Regions from separate parts of the Mus musculus genome. Here region 1 is linked to region 2. The links are chromatin contacts, found by Hi-C or POLR2A ChIA-PET in ENCODE. All regions are on one chromosome and are shown on one strand. The core of a region is the stretch at or near the end of the contact, and the rest is flanking DNA. Distances in the headings are between cores, read along the strand shown. Region 1 holds the start of Rtcb (RNA 2',3'-cyclic phosphate and 5'-OH ligase). Region 2 holds the start of Prdm4 (PR domain containing 4).

The links. Hi-C counts contacts between places; a loop is a spot of excess contacts on that map. ChIA-PET counts read pairs that join two places held with the same protein, here RNA polymerase II (POLR2A).
Region 1: a loop to region 2 is called in a map of heart, with 5 times the contacts of the local background. The contact joins the promoter of Rtcb here to the promoter of Prdm4 in region 2. A Hi-C loop is called at or near these places in 11 of 37 maps with a recorded cell type or tissue (T-helper 17 cell, adrenal gland, gastrocnemius and 3 more). POLR2A ChIA-PET finds 5 or more read pairs at or near these places in 3 of 5 experiments (Patski and embryonic stem cell).

Annotation. Positions count from the first base shown.
Region 1 is chr10:85,955,171-85,959,138 of GRCm38, forward strand. Rtcb (RNA 2',3'-cyclic phosphate and 5'-OH ligase) reads right to left here and starts at 2,623. Exons shown (of 12, transcript NM_145422.4): 1 at 2,445-2,623; 2 at 549-627. The coding sequence starts at 2,537. Gm48175 reads left to right here. Exons shown (of 1, transcript XM_030245432.1): 1 at 1-116.
Region 2 is chr10:85,914,827-85,918,881 of GRCm38, forward strand. Prdm4 (PR domain containing 4) reads right to left here and starts at 2,160. Exons shown (of 12, transcript NM_001302886.1): 1 at 1,982-2,160; 2 at 1,698-1,903.

The DNA of each region.
Region 1 (3,968 bases), core at 1,373-3,872, 41 kb after region 2:
TAACCCAGCTAAACCTAAGCAGGCTGTGTTAGATGGGAACATGGAACATTGCTGTAGACTTACCTAAGAACCCTTTACAGTGTGGCATTAATAAATGTATCTGAGAAGTGCCCCACCCCCCCAAAAAAGAAAAAAGTACTGGTTTGAATAATTAGGCACTTTGAGATTTGAATTCTGGCTCTGTCACTATGAAGCTGTGACCAAGGACAAGCTAAAAGTCACTTACACTCACTGCATTTTGGAATTCTACAAGAGACAGACAATATCTCCCTTTTTAGTTATTTCAAACATGACATGAACAATCAGTATAGAGATCTAATGACACGCAGTGAGTGCAGGATGGACAGCAGTGTGTGCTATTAGAGTGTGCAGTTATCTGAGAACAAGCCCTGAGCTCCAAACCTTTACACAGCAGTGTGCCCCAACATGTGATCACAAATATATAGGTGCTTTGATTCAAGTCTAGATCACTCCTTAAAAATGTCTCACACTGGTTGAGTTCCTCTTGATTCAGGGAACAGGGAAAGCTCTACCTCTAGTGTACTTACCACCACCTCGACAGGCGTTCCTTAATTCCTCAAACATTAGTTTTTCCAGAGCATCATTCACATAAAACACTCCTTCAACCTGATACAAAAGAAAAGCAAAATGCGTTGTCTGAACCCAAGTTTCTCAAGTACACGCCCAGTGGGCAGAACGTATACACTGCACATAGCGCTTCATTCTGCATGAACGTCTATACCACACATAGCGCTTCATTCTGCATGAACGTCTATACCACACATAGCGCTTCATTCTGCATGAACGTCTATACCACACATAGCGCTTCATTCTGCATGAACGTCTATACCACACATAGCGCTTCATTCTGCATGAACGTCTATACCACACATAGCGCTTCATTCTGCATGAACGTCTATACCACACAAAGTGCTTCATTCTGCATGAACGTCTATACCACACATAGCGCTTCATTCTGCATGAACGTCTATACCACACATAGCGCTTCATTCTGCATAAACGTCTATACCACACATAGCGCTTCATTCTGCATGAACGTCTATACCACACATAGCGCTTCATTCTGCATGAACGTCTATACCACACATAGCGCTTCATTCTGCATGAACGTCTATACCACACATAGCGCTTCATTCTGCATGAACGTCTATACCACACATAGTGCTTCATTCTGCATGAACGTCTATACCACACAAAGTGCTTCATTCTGCATGAAGCTGCCACGTTGCGTCTTTTAAGAGGAAAACTTCCAGTCACAATCTAAAAGGATCTTAGAGCATTTTAGATCTGGGTTTAAACTGGAAATGTCCAACCCGTAAAATCTAATCAACGATCTTCAAAACGGAAAAACTGCTCACAAATTTCTGAGGCGATATGTCTATCATGATTTTGCTATTATATAACTTACGCATTATAAAAAGCATCATATATATATATATATATAATATGTATGTGTGTATAATATATATGTATATAATATATGCGTATATATATTATACACACACACACACACACGGATATAATGTACAATTTTCATGTGTCACTTAATAAATTAGCAAGACTCTACCAACCAGCCTTCCCTTCTTCCACACAACAAAGGAAAATACTGTTTCACTGCTGTGGACTTTTTCTCCCTAGTATACCTTGCAAAGTGGTGCAAGGCTTCTCTGTGTAACCAGTCCTGAATGGATCTTCCATTTCCCAGCCTCCAGGGATTATAGGCCCGAGCCACCAAGCGAAGCCTATCAGAAACTTTTTACTAAGACAAAGGACTGCAAATCTTTATTGCATTCTCATGGCATTTATGAGACGGTGTCACTTAACACATGTGCCAAAACCTCACAAGTGTTTTCTTCCTCAACGTTTATCGGAACTTTCGAGTACACACGGCGGTGGCGACAGCAGGCCCAGGGTTTCAGATCCTGGTCTCTGGCTCCCAAGCCTTCAGCTGAAACACATCATTCAGGCTGAGAGAAGTGGACTCGATACGAATTCAGGGTTGTCTTCCTAGATGGGTACAGATAAGTTACCCACCAACTCGGGGGTCCTCCGCCAAGAGCATATTAAAAGCTCGAATCATGCCGATTGTCGTTACGTTAAAACCCAGTTAAGTTTGGAGAATGCCATCTGTAAACGTTAACTAAATATCAGGACTCAAGAGAAACAGAGTTCCTGGCTGGCGGTGCCAACTTGGGAAAGTCCACAGAAATCTCGGAAGACCAGGAACACCGTGTCTGATGGTGCGTGGGGAAAACACGCGTGAGCCCCCACGCTGCGTCCGTCTGTCCTCGTGTGTGTGGACCTGGCGCGTGCAGTCTGCAGAGGAGGGAGACCTGGAACCCCGCAGCCCTGCGCTGGGCGGAGGCCGCCGGTTCGCGGCGGAGTCGCGGCCTGCAGCTCCCAAGGCCGCTGCCCCAACTCACCTGCATGTTGGGCACAAAGCCCTTCTTGATCCTCCAGCAGTTTTTATTGATCTTGTCCAAGAACTGTAGCTCATCGTTGTAGTTACGACTCATGGTGGCGGCGAGGCCAGCGATAGCTCCTGGCTACGCTTAGAAAGAGAAACCACCCCGCAGTCCACCCGCTCCACGCAGCGCCGCCTCTCAGGGCGCAGGCGCGACCAGCTCCGCTCCAGGAGGGAAGATGGCAAGCGCCGAGGCTCAAAACTCTTCGCGCGAGTCCTGATCATCTCGTTACAATGAATTACAGCGCTAGTCTTCACTTGCACTTCCCCCCCCTCTTTCTTTCTCTCCCTCTTTCTTTCTTTCTCTCTCTCTCTCTTCCTTCCTTTCTTCCTTTCTTTCTTTCTTTCTTTCTTTCTTTCTTCTTTCTTCCTTCCTTCCTTTCCTTCCTTTCTTTCCTTCTTCCTTTCTTTTCCTCTTTCTTTCTTTCTTTCTTTCTTTCTTTCTTCCCCTCTTTCTTTCTTTCCCTCTTTCTTTCTTTCTTTCTTTCTTTCTTTCTGTCTGTCTGTCTGTCTGTCTTTCTTCCTTCCTTCCTTCCTTTTTTCTTTCTTTCTTTCCTTTTCTTTCTTTTCCTCTTTCTTTCTTTCCCTCTTTCTTTCTTTCTTTCTTTCTTTCTCCCCCTCTTTCTTTCTTCCCCTCTTTCTTTCTTTCCCTCTATCTTTCTTTCTTCCCCTCTTTCTTTCTTTCTTTCTTTCTTTCTTTCTTTCTCTCTCTTTTTCCTTTCTTCCCCCCTCCCCCTTTCTCTCTCCCTCCCTCCCTTCACCCCCCCCCCTTTTTTAAAGTAAGATCTCGATACTTAGCCTTGGTGAGCCTATGTATCCGGGTTGGCTTCGAACTCTCACAGATACCCTTGCCAATGTCTCCTGACTGCTGCTATTGAAGACATACTGCTTTAAGAATGTTTTTGAGCTGCTCCTGAAACCTCTTCACCCTGGATCAGGTCAACTGCTATATAGAACATACAGTTTGGAGTTCATGCCCCATGAACATTAGTGAAACAGCTGAGCAAGATAAAATACTAATGACGTTTGCAATGTATCAGAATGAGATTGAAGATGTACAACAAACACTCCATTACAAAATGAGCATCCAAAAGAAGCATATCACAACACTGTATCATTTATTTCTACAAATGCTTGTGAAGGAAATCTGCTCTGGCCAGCAATTCCCTACAAAGATGGATAAATCCCTCTTTCAGGGATCACTGTGTTCCATAGCTTTGTTTGGACTGTGTCCTGTGTCTGTACCTTTAAACTTAATTGACTCTTGCTCTTGGGATAAGAAAGCTGGCAGTGATTTGCAGGATAGTCCTACCCTGTGAAAAACACCACCATAGCAATCAGGAAGACTTGGGTTCAGGTTCCGCCTATGCCATTACCACCTTTGTGTGATACATTCCTCTGTTTTCACTTCTATGAAATGGGATCATAATTATTCATAGTGGCTCTGAAGGTCACAGACATGAAACTGGAGGAGTAACTAGAC
Region 2 (4,055 bases), core at 910-3,409:
GGAATTGCCAGCCTCCCTACATAGCTGCTTTTATTCACTGGGCCATTTCCCCAGCCCTGGGATGGTACCTTAGTCCCCTTTTAACGATAAGAAAGCCTAGATTTTGAGGTTTAAAACAAAAAAACCACCAACCCCCCTGCTCCCCCCCAACACACACCAAGTTTAAAATCACCTAACTAGTCAGGGGTACAGCTGAGTTTTGAAGTCAAACCTAATTTAAGATTTCCACTCTCTTAGCCTAGAAACAAATTACAAACAAAACTGTTCTTGCTTTTTTTCCGAGTCCTGTTTACATTACAACCTGGCTTAACTGTGGGGTATAAAGTTTTTCACAGACCTATTTCTAGAATTACACTCCATCTATATGGTAATCATAAAACTAGCTTTTGGACATCAACTACATCCAAAAAAATGTTCAAGCCACGCCCACTCATCACCCAGAGAGACAGCTAGAACCACATGGAAAATGAGGTACACTATCTGAAGGACCAAAGATCAACAAAAGGATGTTACTTCTCACGAAGAATGGAAACTCTGTGTAACCTAAAGAAGCCACTGCTACTTTAGCAAAGTCTCTAGGCCCCAGCTAGTTTAAAACAGACTTCTCTAAATTCTCCCACCTGCAACCATACCTAAAATACAACCATCACTGGAACCACAAGGCCTAAATACAACATACAGATTACAGTAACTTATTAGAGCAGAGTTAAGTGTGTGGCTTCACCTCCTATTCTTAAAGCTCCTGAACGTCTATACAATGTCATCATCAATAATAACTCGTGTGAAATTCTGGACCTTCTCACACCCGTTCAAACAAGACTTTAGTAACAGAGGCTCAGCAGATTTCTGTTTGATGTGAGTCCCCAAAACGTGATGGCCTCAACAGCCATAAACCAAAGGTCACAAGTACTCAAAGACAGAAGACACCAGGAAGGAATGCTGCACACAGTGACTCCCAAGGGACCTTCCCCTTCAACAAGGCACAGCCATTCTACCAACCTCATATCACCGTCCTAAGAAGGCCTAAAGGATACTGAGTTCTTTCTGTCTTGTCACTGTGTCTTCTGCCAATTATTCTTAGCTGTTTTTATGTTTCTAACTGACCGAAGTTGATCAATTGTTGGTTGCAAACCTCGCGCTGTTTTCTGGAAATGACATTTAAGAAACTAACAGGAATACAGCCACTTTACAAAATGCATCAACCAGCTCCAATAATTTCAGTCAATACGTTTTCTCTTCCCCGCTATATTGACAGCCTTTTAAAAGCTTTTGGGGGCGGGGGGGGGGGGAACCCAGCTAAATACTGCTCCGTCTTTACTACTCCGCTAACACAGTACCTTCTAGTTCAGGAGACTTGCACAATTTAAAAACTTCACCTCCGCACTCCACCATCCCTGGCTACAGTAACCCGCAAACCCCCAAAGGTGAAGAACTATGATACTACAGTAACATTCCAAATTAAAATAGCGAAAGCTAAAATACGACAGGAAAGAGGTGCCAAGCAGCTAACAATGTACGGCTACTCAGAACAATCACCCCAGGAACCAACTAGTACTCTGGATATTTCTATTGGGTTCAGGTGCTCAAATCCATTTACGCGTCACACGTGTGGCCCGAAGGCACCCAAACAAAGACTGAGTCTCCGGCGGCGTCCGCCCCGCTCCCTCGGCCCTGCCTTGGGGACCTGCCCTGCTCACCTGCACGTCCAGGGCAGGGGGCCGGCGGCTGCTAGGTGCGCGATGGGGCCGGTGTCACGTGCTACCACATCCCGCCGGTGGCCGCGCCTCCCCGCACTGCCCGACGTCTCCGAGGGCCGGCGGCTGCGCTCCGCGGCGAGGGCCCGGCATGCTGGGCGGCGCCCGGGGCTGTTTTCCCAGAAGCGCTGGCAGCCGGACTGGCCGACCTGGAAGAAGAGAAGAGCGATCAGCCGTGGCCTTTCCCTGCCCCGGGCCGCTCGAGCCCGCCCCGCCGCGTCGCCCACCTGAGGCCCGCGCTGGGGAGCACTGGCCCGGCCGCCTGGCTCGTCATCGGGCCGAACGTCGGCCCGGACGCTCCTGCCTCCCGGGACCCCGCGCCCGGTTTACAGCTCTCCTAACATTTCCCGCCCGGCCCCGCCCGGTCAGGCCCGCCGCCTTCACGGGGCCGCACCCTCGGGGGCGCCTTTCCGGCTTCTCAGCCACTCCGGGCCCGTTTCCGGCTTCCCAGCCACTCTGCGTCCGTGCTACCTGCCTACGGCCTGCGCTCCGACCCGCTCTTCCGGGGATACGCACCGCCCCCTCTCTGCGTGTGGAGAACCGCAGAGCCCCGGGAGTGGGCGGGCTTAGAGACGCTCCACCCAGAGTGTTGCAGCTCAGCTGGGTGCCGATCCAATCGAGGGCCGAATAATCGCTCCGCCGTTGCTAGGAGACCAGAACTGATACACGTGCTAGGGGTGCGTTCTGAACTCCAACGTTCTCCAGACTCTGCTTTTCTGTCCAGATGGCATGGCCTCAAGTAGGGAAGCATGAATCCACATAACACAACGTTTTTAAATATAGGATTGGGCCAGACGGCGGTGTGGCCCAGGAGTAATCGGGTTTCGATTCTGAAACTCTTTTACCCTGTGTGAAGTTTCCCTGCTCCCACATCATAAAAGATGATGTTGGGATTTGTGCAGGTGTTTTTCTTCTCTCTTTGCCTTCCCGTCCCTTCTGCACGGACAGGCACAGTGCTTACTTAGAATAATCATTGGAACCACAACATCTGCTCGGTAGCCAACTTTTGACATAATGTTTATTCATATGAGTGGGTGGGTGGATGTGAAAGCAAATGTGCATGTGTAAAAGAAGTTAGAGAACAACTTACACTCTCTTTCCCACATGTGGGTACCAGGGACTAAAGAGCCTTACCCTCTTTGCCACCTTGTCAGTCTATTTATGGCAATATCCCATACCCCACAATTCACTAATCATACCTAAGTATTTACCCAATACAGAAACATATACATGTGTGTATGTATGTATGTATGTACAAAGACATATGTACTAAGTTCCTTGCAACTTTGTTAATGATCTGTCATCAACCAATAAAGAGTTGCACTGAATCACCGTTGTGGAGCCCTAGGCAGCAATAAAAAGTAACAAGCTATTTGCATGTAGGTAGACCTCTAGAAGCTTTCTACACTGAGCAAAAAAACATCAGAAACAAAAGACTAGAAGTCTGTATAAAATTCTAGAAAAGGCCAAGACTTTACTAACAGCTCTGATGGATGTTGGAAGTTAGTGATAGGTGAAGAGATGAAATTGCCTATATAGAAAGACAGACATGAGGGACCATTTTGGATAATGGTTACATGCCTGTATATGTTTATAAAGATTGATCAAATAGTAAAGATTGGTGAGTTTTGTCATGTGTAAAAATGCATTTAAAAAGTAAGAGGTGGGGCATAGTGGTGCACACGAGTACTACCAATACTTGAGGATACTAAGGCAGGAAGGTCAGAAATTCAAGGTCATTCTGGTTTACATAGTAAGTTCTAGACAGACCTGGCATCTTTATAAAGACAATATTTAATTAGGGCTGGCTTATCCGTTCAGAGGTTCAGTCCATTATTATCAAGGTGGGAACATGGCAGCATCCAGGCAGGCATGGTGCAGGAGGAGCTGAGAGTTCTACATCTTCAACTGAAGGCTGCTAGGAGAATACTGGCGTCCAAGCAGGTAGAATAAGGGTCTTAAAGCCACACCCACAGTGACACACCTACTCCCAACAAAGCCACACCTCCAAATAGTGACATTCCCTGTGCCAAGCATATTCAAACCACCACACCGGGCTACAGAAGATGTAGCCCAGCATGTAATGATACTTCCTATATAAGCCTAATGACCTGAATTTTGATCCCTGGAACCCACCCAAAGTTAGTGAAAGTAGAGAGTCAACTCTACAAAGTTGTCCTCTAATCTCCACATGTGTGCCATGGTACATGTGCCCACACACATCATGTGCCCCCACACATCATATGCCCACACACATCATGTGCCCATATACATCATGTACCCACACAATACTTTCTTTAA